Regions from separate parts of the Homo sapiens genome. Here region 1 is linked to region 2. The links are chromatin contacts, found by Hi-C or POLR2A ChIA-PET in ENCODE. All regions are on one chromosome and are shown on one strand. Each heading gives the region's core, a stretch centred on a gene start or an enhancer-like site at or near the end of the contact. The rest is flanking DNA. Distances are from core to core; before and after follow the strand shown. Region 1 has its middle 92 kb from the start of NFIL3. Region 2 has its middle 29 kb from the start of NFIL3.

Region 1 (6,361 bases), core at 1,641-4,140, 120 kb after region 2:
TACCCAAAGGAATATACATCATTCTATTATAAAGATACATGCACATGTATGTTCACTGCAACACTGTTCACAATAGCAAAGACATAGAATCAACCCAAATGCCCATCAGTGATAGACTGGATAAAGAAAATGTGGTACATATGCACAATGGAATACTATGCAGCCATAAAAAAGGAACAAGATCATGTTCAAAAATATAGGCACTGCGGTGAGACCCACATAGGCTGGGGTGGATCAGCCCCTGCCTACCTGGCAATGAAGACCCAATGACTCGTGGTAGGTAGAGCACAGACAGCGCTGCATAGGAAATGGTGCAGGCATTAAAGCTTCCATTGGTGGTGTCCTGGAGAGAGGAAGTGCATTAACTCGTGTGATATGCCAAGGGTTTGGGAAAAGTGGGGGAAATACTAACCATAACGAAAAGGGGATTGGTTGGCTATTGCTAAACTTGATTGACCTTTGGGAAAGAAAATAAAAAAGCTGGGATAATCAATTAGCAACTAACAGCTAAGAATGAATGCAGAAGCCTTCTTTGGTCATGAATAGAGAAATTCTCACCTCCTGCACTGAAAAGGAAGGGAGGGTTGAGTGCCAGGGTCAGACCTCCCTTGAGAGTGGCAGAGCTCCAAATGAGGTGGATTCCCACCAAGGTGACACTGTTATGTCAAGGTGAGGCCATGGCTGGGAAAGAACGGGACCCAGCATAGAGGATGGGGACATCTGGATTAATGCTTCCTAAAATATCAAATCTCCAGATTCCCCTGAACCTCTGAGCTTGCACACAGGAACCTCGGTCCTGCCTACCCTTTGTTGAAGATGACTTAGGGTCCTCTCCTCCCGATACCTGTGCCTTCCTCAGGATCTGCCTCTACCTCCCTTCCTGGATACCAGACCAGTAAGTAGGTTAAATCACAACACAAACCAGCCTGGAACTGTTGGGCCTGAAAGGGGAGGAAGGCAACTGTACCCTAAAGAAACCAGAGGATCTAGCAGCAGATGCTGCCTGGAGCTATAAGAATGCACCTATATAAGGAATTGGAGGGTGCTTGGTCAAGGGAGCCAGAGCAGAAGGTTGAATAAGAGACGGTTATTTGAGTTAGTTATTTCCCCAATAACTCTCTTTTTATGTCTAATCTCTTGGCATCTGCTTCTTAGAAGACCCAAACTCAACACAGAACTGCGTCAAAGTTCCACTTCTTCCTCTGCCACCCATGCTGGTCCCCTCCCCTTCCATGGTTGTTAATCCCAAGAGCACTCCTCCTAAGTCTTGAAGCTCATCTCCATCCTGGGTCTATTTCCTGGGGAGCCAGCATCGGACGGCTGCACTGCAAAGGCCTTTGTTTCTGTACTGTCTGGACTGTCTCCATCCTGCTTTCTCATTCTTTCCTAAGCTTTCACAGCTTACTTTAAATCTTCTTCTGTTATATTATTGTCTCTTCTTTGATGTCTTACAGATCTCCTCTGAGTTCTTACTTCACTGTGATTATGCTTCCTTTGATTTCCGTGAGTTCATGGAGAAATGTTAATTCACATTTTCTTTTACTTCTGATGTATATTATTCCTCTGTCTTTGTTTGTTGTCATTGTTCTCTTTTTGGGGAATTATTGTTCATGTTAATGAGGATTTGCTAAGAGCTGTGTGGGGAAGGGACAGATTGAGGTGGGGCGGTCTCCTGAACTCAGGGGTTCTGGAAGGACTTTCTCATGGATGCAGTGTCCTCTGTGCAAGGACCCAGTGTCTGCTCACTAATCTCAATGGGCCATTCCAAGGAAAGCAGGCCCATGTGGTTTGTAGCAAAGCCTGGATGTTCGAGTATATTTGGGGTAATAGAGCAGCTCATACTAAGCTGACTGCCACATGCTTTGCAGAAATTCTAGGCATCTTGATGATCTCCCCCCCGCCTGGCTCATCCAAAATGCCAGGTGTGGACACCCTAGCCAGGACCCTTGATTGCACCCCTTAGGGCTGTGCTACCCTTTTATGGGAAACTGTCAGCTGGAAATGACCTGTGGGGTTGCATATGCTTCTTGGTGTTATGTCCCAGTGTGATCCAAAATGTATTGTCTTTTGCAGTTATTATTTTTAACCTATGGTTTTGCATGTATTTTCAAGGAAATTGGTTTCTTCTCTATTGCTCATTCTTTTTGTCATTTTCAGTTGGCCATTGGGGAAGGAAGTGAATCTGGATTAGAATTCTAAAATAATTTTTTTTTTCTTTGAGACAGGATCTCACTCTGTCACCCAGGCTAGAGTGCAGTGGTGCATTCTTGGCTCACTGCAACCTCTGCATCCAGGGCTCAAGCAATCCTCCAACCTCAGTCTCCAAAGTAGCTGGAACCAAAAGTGTGCACCACCATGCTGGGCTAATTTTTTTTTTTTTTTTGTATTTTTGGTAGAGACAAGTTTTCGCCACATTGTCCAAGCTGGTCTTGAACTCCTGAGCTCAAGTGATCCACTCGCCTCGGCCTCCCAAAGTGCTGGAATTACAGGTATGAGCCACCGTGCCCAGCCTACATCTTATTCTTTTAAAAAAATCCAATTTAACACCTTAACCACATAGCTGTATATTTAAAATATGTTAATTAGTAAGATATTAGCAACCCAAATCACAAGAGATACAGAATAAAGAGAAAGGTACTGAAAGCATGAAAAAAAGGTACTTAAAGCATTTAAACACAGACATCATTTTTTAAATCATGAGTTAGAAAATTAGATATGAAAAAGAAAAAAAGGTTAGTTTGGGATTGCTTCAGAGACACAAAACTAGTTAAAAACACACTGGTCCCAGCTATGTTCATAGTGTTCTCCATTGCTCATAAAAACTGCCTTCAAGAAGTGGTGATGATGTAGTTCTGGGGGAGAAGCAGCCGATGCAATGGTAAGCAGACTCCCCCACGTATGAAGTCATCTGCATTGCGTGGCTGGATGAACATCTGCCACATAAACTCTGCGTTGGTTGCAGTGTGCCACAAAAACATTCTTTGTTTCTCTCTGACCCCAGCTCTCATTTTGTGAGGTGAAGATTGGTTGACATAATGAGAACTTTCTGAAGTCATTTCACTGAGGACATTTAATACAACTTCTTTGCAAGCGATGTCATAGACTTCAGTGTCTTTGTCTGGCATGTGCTGTTGCTGCAACATGATTCACAGTGGATGGCGGGGGAGGAGCTGCAGGCGGCAGAGAGTAATCAAGCACTCATTTACGCGCCTCCTTCCTTTCGTCTTATCAAGCAGCTAAATGCCAGCTCAGAATCAGCCCACGCCACAGTCGTTTTCTGGACTTTCACTATTAAAATGTCCACTTACATAGGAAGAAAAAAGACAGTGACTCAAATCAGACTCAATGCCTGGTTTATAAATTAAGAAACAGCTATTTTGGCCCCCCAAAAGAAAACTACTTCTCTTTTCTCTTTTTTCAGAAATGCAAACTATGAGTTTTATGAAAACTACAATTTCATTTTATGAAAGGGTAGTCAATTCCATTACGTCTTTCAAACCCATTGGCAAAACGTGTAAAAAGAATTGGGGTTAAAGTGGGAAAAATCTTACCCAGTTCTGGATTTTAAAGCAATCACAAATTAGTACAATGTGAACTAAAGAAGAGCCCAAAGCTTTTGGTTCTAAGGAATTAGAGAATCTTTCTGTTTCCACTAAAGTGAAAGCATGTTCCAATGATGAACCTCCAGCTGCATAGGTGACAGTCTTTCCTTATTCAATCCCTGAATTTACCTTACATAGTAGGTGGACGGCCACCCAAAGATATCAGGTCCTAGTCCCTGGAACCAGTAAATGTTACCTTATAAAGAAAAAGGGTCTTGGCAGATGTGGTTAAGAATCTTGACATGAGGAGGTTATCCTGGATTATCTGGATGGGCTGTAAATGCCATCACAAGTGTCGGTAAAAGACGGGGAGATGACACACGCAGAAGAGAAGGCCATGTGAAGACAGAGGTGGAGACTGCAGTGATCTGGCCACAAGCAAAGGAATGCAAGCAGCACTGCAAATTGGCAGGGAAACCTTGATTTCAGCCTACTGAAACTGATACTGAACTTCTGACCTCCTGAACTGTGAGAGAATACATTTCTGTTTTTTTTTGTTTTTTTTTTTTGAAATGGAGCTTCACTCTGTCACCCAGGCTGGAGTGCAGTGGCGCAATCTCAGCTCACTGCAACCTCTGCCTCCCCAGTTCAAGTGATTCTCCTGCCTCAGCCTCCTGAGTAGCTGGGATTACAGATGCCCGCCACCATGCTGGGCTAATTTTTGTATTTTTAGTAGAGACCGATTTCACCATGTTGGCCAGGCTGGTCTTGAACTCCTGACCTCAAGTGATCAGCCAGCCTCAGCCTCCCGAAGTGCTGGGATTACAGGCATGAGCCACCGTGCCCAGCCCATTTCTGTTGCCTTAAGCCACCAGGTTTGTGGTAATTTGCCATGGTAACAGCAGGACATTAATACACCTATTTCTATGGAAATATGGCATGGCTTTATTCAATCCTCTCTTATCACTTAATTAAATCATGGATATCCCAAAAATTGAAGTATAAAACTTAAATCAAGTATTTCCTAGAATTTGCCGATTTAACGTTGAAAATTTTCTTTTGCCAAGTGCATGTAAAAACCAGCCTGGGATGATATTGTGCCAGTGTCAGTTTCCTGGTTTGATCATGTACTCGAGTTATGCAAGTTGCCGCCATTGGAGGACGCTGGGAAAGTGTACCCAGGCCTTTTCTGTTCTGCTTTTTGATCTTCTTATGAGTCTATACTCATTTCAAAATAAGAAGTTAAAATAAAACCCTTTTCTTTGGCCTGTCTTTTGTTTCTTCACCTTTTATATTGGACAATGATTGATTGCTGGTAGCTTCAGAGTTGAGCTGTGAAAAATGAAACAGTTCATTTGCTTTTCAAGAAAAAATTATTCACACCAGTGGTTTATAAAGTGCTAGAAGATTTCATATTCAAGTTTCCCAGAAACAAAAGTAGAGAGTGAACAGATAGAGGATGCTGGCTGCTGTGCAAGCACGTGCCAGGCATGGGGCACAATGTGCCCACTCTGCGCTCTTACCAGCTCTGATAGTGTGGTGGTTAATCAGGCTGTTGTTCAAAGCTGGAAGCTGGTGAGGAAGAAGGAAGCAAGTCCCACTGAGAGGTGAAGCCAGCTGGACTTCCTGGGTGGAGTGGGGACTTGGAGATCTTTTCTGTCTTACAAGAGGATTGTAAAATGCACCAATCTGCACTCTGTAAAAATGCACCAATCAGCGCTCTGTAGCTAGCTAGAGGTTTGTAAAATGCACCAATCAGCGTTCTGTAAAATGGACCAATCAGCACTCTGTAAAATGGACCAATCAGCACTGTGTAAAATGGACAAGTCAGCAGGACATGGGCAGGGACAAATAAGGGAATAAAAGCTGGCCACCCCAGCCAGCAGCAACCAGCTGCGGGACCGTTCAGTTCCTCTTCCACTGGTTGTGGAAGCTTTGTTCTTTTGCTCTTCACAATAAATCTTGCTGCTGCTCACTCTTTGGGTCTGTGCCATCTTTAAAAGCTGTAACACTTACTATGAAGGTCCACGGCTGAGACCATGAACCCACCAGGAAGGAACCAACTCCGGACCACCACTTCAAGGTGTCCAGGCCTTCCTGTCTAGGATGACAAGCGCCCTTCCTGGGAGTGACAGTGAAAAGGCCTAGGGAGATGATCATCAGAGCCTTCAGGGGGAGAGGTGTTTCTTTCCTACACCAGATACTAGCTAGATAACAAAAGAAATTCTAGTACTGCCAGTTCCCAAGAGCACAATAAATCAAACAGTGGTATTCCTGAACTTTACAGGGGTCAGGTATACATGAAAATAATTTATTGTCCCTTTTCTTTTTGCCTTCCAACTTTGCCTGTGTTCATCCAAGAAGCCCAGTGTCTGTGTGACCCCTTAGAATTTAGACAGACAGACGTATTTGGAGAGATCCTTGCATCCTAGGCACCAGGTGCCATTAAGTAACTCAATGTTTCTTTTCATGGTACATTTTCAGTTACTATGTTCATTCATTCAACAAGTATTTGCCATATTCCAGGCACAGTTTTGGGTTTTCAGCACCTGGGATACATCAGTGAACAAAACTGACAAAGAATCCTGCCCTTTGGAGCATATATTCAAGTAGAGAGAAACAAACAAAAATAGTAAGCTTAAGAAATAAGAATTACAGTTTAATACAAGATAGAAAGAGAAGGGAATATTGAAAAGACAAGATTTGAACAGACTTTAAAGATGGTGAATGAGTGAATGTGAGTATCTAGGAGGCACAGGGCAAATAGAAAAGCCAGCGGAATGGCCTGCAGAAGGGAGCGTGTTCAAGAAAGAGCAGAG
Region 2 (5,811 bases), core at 3,205-5,704:
CAGTTTTTCATAGTCTTCCTAGGCTGGAGGTTTTCCTTTAAGTATGGCTTTGATTTCAGAGAGTCTTTCTGCAGTGTGACCTCGTTTTCCTGTTAATTTAGTTGGGATTCATCCCATACTCATCACCAACTTGACATTACCAGCCAAGTAGTTGCAGAGGTCACAGAACAGAAAGTCTCACCGGACAAGTTAAACTCTTCCAGGCACTTAATGTATTAAGTCAATTTAAAACACACACGGAGATGCAAGGGAAAAGAAATACGGTTAGTTAGCAGACTTAGTGTAGGGTGTGAGCAGGATGAAGGGCCAGGCTCTCTGAATCCTGGTACATGACAGTGTTCATGTGGTGTGTCTGTCATTTGTCTCTGTCTCATCAGCTGTCCCTATAGATGATGTTATAAGGACTAGTGTTGAGGTTTGAGCCAGGGTGCCCAACCATAGGAGGTGCCTGGCACCAAGGCGGCAAGGATGCCTGGCCACTTGACAGCTTGTCAATTAGCCTGCTGAGCAGATAAGGGTTTTATTTGCTTTTCTTAGACAGAGAACAGGTAGGGCCAGAAAGGGTGTCACTGATGGGTGGTTGAATTCAAACCTCATGAATATGTATTGCCTCAAGTGCCTCCTGTATATTTAGAGTAATATATGTTGGGTATCTCTCAGTCCATTCTCTCACGCTTTGCTTGCTAACAACTTTTCTTTATCTAACGTATCTTGAGAATTTTGTGGATGTCTTCCAAGCTACATACTTACTACTCATCTATACTTCTATCTTAAGTTTCTTCCTTTCCATTTTTTTCCTTCCATAGCAGAATTGAATATTAACAAACACCACCAAAACATGCACGTAATGCTATGCATTTTATACTCTACTACCCCAACCTGTTGAGCAACGGGACTAGGGAGGGAGACAAAGCCAACATTCATTTATGTGTTATCTCAGGTTCTCTTCTATTACTTTTATTACTAACACCACTATTAGCAAACATGGCTTTCCATCTGCAGGCCAAATGAGCCTGCCAATACCAGGTTCTAGAATAAGATCTACTTGCTTGATCACTGGTAGAACTGGACAACTGCTGTAGCTGATAAACTGTTTGCTTCCTCATCTTTGTGGGGAGCTGGTGCCCTAAGACTCAAGGCACAGAGGAGCAGAGAATGCATGCTTCCCCAGATAGGTAGACCCCAGAGGGAGATGGAAAGGAAAGGGGCTAGGCCACAAGGCCTAGAAAAGGAAACAAAAAAATAGTTGCAAGCATTTGATCACATCGGAATATGAACATATGTGATAATTTTCTGAAGACAAGAAATTATTAAAGCCAGAAAAACAACATTTAAATTAAGCATAGTAGTAAGTAAATTTAGCTTCTTAAAAATGAGAGACTTGTGCTTCAAGTGACTCAAGAAATCAGTATACTCATGCCTGTAATTGCAGCACTTTGCTGCAGGCCGAGGCGAGTGGATCACCTGAGATCAGGAGTTCAAGACCAGCCTAGCCAACATGGTGAAACCCGTCTCTGCTAAAAATACAAAAATTAGCTGGGTGTGGTGGTGGGCTCCTGTAATCCAAGCTACTCAGGAGGCTGAGGTAGGAGAATCACTTGAACCCGGGAGGCAGAGGTTGCAGTGAGCTGAGATTGCGCCACTGCACTCCAGCCTAGCAACAGAATAAGGCTCCTTCTCAAAAAAAAAAAAAAGAAAATAAATCAGTATAAAGCTACAAACAGAGGACAGCATCTTAGAGGTTGACTCTTGTGAGTTAAGAGTTCACTGTGCGGTTGTATAGATTTATACACACACACACACACACACACACACACACACACAAGACAGAGGAATTGATTTAGCATAGGAATTGGCTCACGTAATTATGGAGGCCCAAGGAGTCCCACAATTTGTTGTCTGCAAGCTGGAGACTCGGGAAAGCCAGTGATGTAAATCAGTTTGAGTTTGAAGGCCTGAGAATCAGGAACAGTGAAGTGACGGTGTCAGTCTCGGAGTCCAAATGCCGGAGAACCCAGAGTGCTGATGTCTGAGGCCAGGAGAAGATGGATGTCCTAGCTCAAATGGAAGAGATCAAATTCGCCCCTCCTCTGCCCTTTTGCTCTGTGTGGGCCCTTAACAAATTGGATGATGCCCACTCACACTGGGAAGAGCTACCCTCTTTACTCAGTCTACCAATTCAAATGGTAATCTTTTCCAGAAACACTCTTACAAATACACCCGGAAATAATGCTTTACCAGCATCTGGGTGTCCTTTAAGTCCAGTCAAGTCGATACCTAAAATTAACCATCATGGCGGCCAACCGACTAAGTCTGCATGAGGAGGTAGTAGAGCCCTGGGGCTCACCGGCAAGTAAGAGGCACATTGCTTGCCTCCTCCACCGCCATCGAAATGTGTTGATTATATGTAACTTTGAGCTGTTAAATGTAATTCCACTGCAATTACATCATGAAACTGAGACAGTATGATGGGTTACTGACAAAAGTAAAATGGGTGTGAAAATGCCTCCATATGGAGACTCCATATGTGCATATGTTTTTTGTGTAGGTTTGCATATATAAGCACTTTTAATATGGAAAAATACACATTAAACCACTTCACATTGGTCATCTTGGGGGGATCAGATTGGGGAAGGGGAAGTTTTAAATTTTTCTTTCTATACTTCTATATTATATTTCTTTTATATTTTTATAACGTTAAAAATATCGTAAAAACCTCCTTCTCCACTTGAGTCATGTTCGAATGAAATCCCACTTACCAAGTCTGAACCGTCTTGGCGCACCATTATTAACTGAATGGTGCTTTGCATTTCTGAATGGCCTACTGTTGGAAAAAAAATCGGGAACCCTAACAACCGGCTGGATTTGAGGAATGGATAGAGCAGGTAGGAGGTACCTTACCTTTATTAAAATGCCACAAACACTTATTGTGTAAAGTTAAATAAGTCACTATTAAGAGCTGAATTGTCTTCCTCAAAATTTGTAAGTGGAAGTCCTAACACCTGGTACTTCAGAATGCGACTATATTTGGAGACAGGGTCTTTAAAGAGGCAATTGAGTTAAAATGAGGTCAGTAGGGTGGGCCTTCACCCAATCTGACAGGTGTCTTTATAAAAAGAGAGAGTTAGAGGACACAGACACACACAGAAGACCATGTGAAGATGCAGGGAGAAGACGTCATCTATCTGCAAGCCAAGGAGAGAGGCTTCAGAAGGAGCCAACCCTGCCAACACCTTATCTTAAACTTCTAGCCTCCAGAACTACAAGAAAATAGATTTTTTGTTGTTTAAGCCTCCAGACTGTGGGACTTTGTTACAGCAGCTCTAGAAAACCAAAAGAGCCACAAATACTCATATATAGTATGTCTTCATTCTAATGGTACATTAAAAAAAAGATTACTGCCTCATATTGATGTTTAACCATGTGTTTGATGTTCCTGCTTTTTAACTTTTAAAGATTCTTTTATAATTCCTTGCATTTTACCCTCAGAATAATCCAATGCATTCAGAGAAATCAGGTATTCTTATTTTACAAGTGAAGAAACTGAGGCACAGAAGGATTAAGTGACTTGACCAAAGTCTTCTAGCAAGTGGTCTCCTGAACCGACAGCCTTTCTATGTACCACATTCAACCTATCAAATGGAGTATTTCACAATAACTGTCTCTGCTGGTGCTTATTTCCACATAGGTCACATTCATTCAGCAAACATATTGAGCAACTAGTTTGTGTCTGTCTTTCTTAGGAGTTGAGGAGACAATGACGGAGAGGACACAGTCCTGCTTTTGAGGAGCACATGGTCTAGGTGTGTTGACAGACACATGAACAACATTTTATATAATGTGAGAAACACTATAATCACAGCATGAGTACGGCATTGTAGGGACACCACTGAGAATGTCTTTACAGATGTGGTAGAAACTGAGTGGGTCTTGAAGAATTCAAAGGAGTTTGTCAGACAGGGATGGGGATTCCCAATGGAAGAAGCTTCATGTGCAGAGGCCCAGAGTTGTGCAAGGTGGGAACAAGGACGCTGAGGATGGAAAAGAGATTGGAGTGTGGCAGTGCAGGGAGGGGGAGATTTCATACTTGTCTACTAAAAACGTTAGATACCTTTAGCTTTATGACAAACTCACTGTTTTGTGGTTCTTCATTTTTCACTAGTTTCACCAAGACAGACTTTTTTGGGGGCCGTTCCTATAGATCTTACTTCTCACATTTTAATGAGTATGATGTATCACCTGGGGATTTTGTTAGAGTGCAGATTCTGATTCTGAGAGGGGCCTGCTAGTCTGCATTTCTAGAAGATTCCATGTCAGATTCTCGCTGCTGGAGCCTGGACCACACTTTGAATAGCAAAGCTTAGTCTGTAAAGTAAGAAATCAGAAGATTGGGTTGACCACATTTGTATTTTAGGAAGTTAAACCAGACAAACATGTGTAAAACTGGTTGTAAGCGACTTGCTGCTGCAAGTCACAAAACAAAAGTTCTGCGGATATGTATCCTGTGGGTTATGACTCATTTCAGGAATTCCTCAAATGGCAAGAATACCTCAAAGATTCATGAAATATGCATTATTTGAATGTACTATGTATGTTTCTTCCTAATTTAATACTTTAGTCCTAGTATAGAAGTGGAATTTTAGTAGAATTCTTATAAGTAAGTAGTATGTTTCAATTACAGGATATCTACAGCAAAAAATAAAATGACTTAAAAATAATACAAATAAAACCAGCAGTAGTTGACTTGGTGCCATCTTTTCTCAGGAACGTGAGTAATGACTGGGTCCCATACATGGAGAACAGATTGCTCCACGCAAGGCCTATTAGAAGTTAACACCAAAGCAGATGTTCTTGAAGCTACTGTTACCATTATAGATGCAAATCCAGACAAGCTGTTCCCATTTTATAGGAAAAAAAATGTAATAATAAATTACCATACTTACCTTAATGGCTTAATAAGAATTCATTAGTGAGCATTCATAAAAGAGGATAAGAAGTTTAAAAATGTACTGCTTAAAATAATTAATACTTTTATCACATCAGAAGCCTAAGACATAGTAAGCAATAGCAGATGGTAATTTTAATATCTTACAAATATCATGAAGGCTGCTGGAACCCAAGGTAGAAAACTGCAAAATACAATGACTTTGGGGTCAGTTGTAATTATAAAGAAGCTCAAAGGTCAGAGACCAGATGGAATCCCTCTCAAGTTTAATCCAGAGATGTTTCTCACAAAGAATTTAATAGGTGATTGCTTTCCCTCAAAGCCTATTTGAATGCTAGCCCTGAAAGAATTTACAAATTTTAAAGGGGGAACTTGGCCGGGCACGGTAGCTCACACCTGTAATCCCAGCACTTTGGGAGGCCTAGGAGAGTGGGTCGCCTGAGGTCAGGAGTTCGGGACCAGCCTGGTCAACATAGTGAAACCCCGTCTCTACTAAAAATACAAAAAAAAAAAAAATTAGCCTGGTGTAGTGGCACATGCTTGTAATCCCAGCTACTCAGGATGCTGAGGCAGGAGAATTCGCTTGAACCTGAGAGGCGGCGGTTGCAGTGAGCCAAGATCACACCATTGCACTCCAGTCTGGGCAACACAAGCGAAACTCCGTCTCAAAAAATTATAAAATAAAATAAAATACAGGGGGATCTTATATTCTTTGGCCTTATATTCTATAAGGAGCTTTCTGGTGCCTTGAATCAACACAATTCCTGATGGATTCAAAGCCAAACTTTATGTAGTTTCCCATTGCCTCATTAAACTGCTCAGTGGTAGAAGCTTTTTCCTGTCCACTGGAAGAACACTAAGGCAGG

Evidence for each region. Hi-C counts contacts between places; a loop is a spot of excess contacts on that map. ChIA-PET counts read pairs that join two places held with the same protein, here RNA polymerase II (POLR2A). Pooled maps may share reads with other maps.
Region 1: a pooled map shows a loop between it and region 2 (3-fold over the local background). The contact joins two enhancer-like sites. A Hi-C loop is called at or near these places in 2 of 50 pooled maps. POLR2A ChIA-PET finds 5 or more read pairs at or near these places in 3 of 52 experiments (OCI-LY7, WTC11 and activated CD8-positive, alpha-beta T cell).

The regions. Positions count from the first base shown.
Region 1 is chr9:91,512,266-91,518,626 of GRCh38, forward strand. No RefSeq gene overlaps it. Among named protein-coding and RNA genes, the nearest start is that of NFIL3, 92 kb to the left of the region's middle. RefSeq lists an enhancer at 2,485-3,684. Within about 2 kb of position 2,891, at least 3 of the 41 ENCODE cell types and tissues checked have a DNase peak (open chromatin) inside an H3K27ac peak, as active enhancers do.
Region 2 is chr9:91,391,522-91,397,332 of GRCh38, forward strand. No RefSeq gene overlaps it. Among named protein-coding and RNA genes, the nearest start is that of NFIL3, 29 kb to the right of the region's middle. Within about 2 kb of position 4,455, at least 5 of the 41 ENCODE cell types and tissues checked have a DNase peak (open chromatin) inside an H3K27ac peak, as active enhancers do.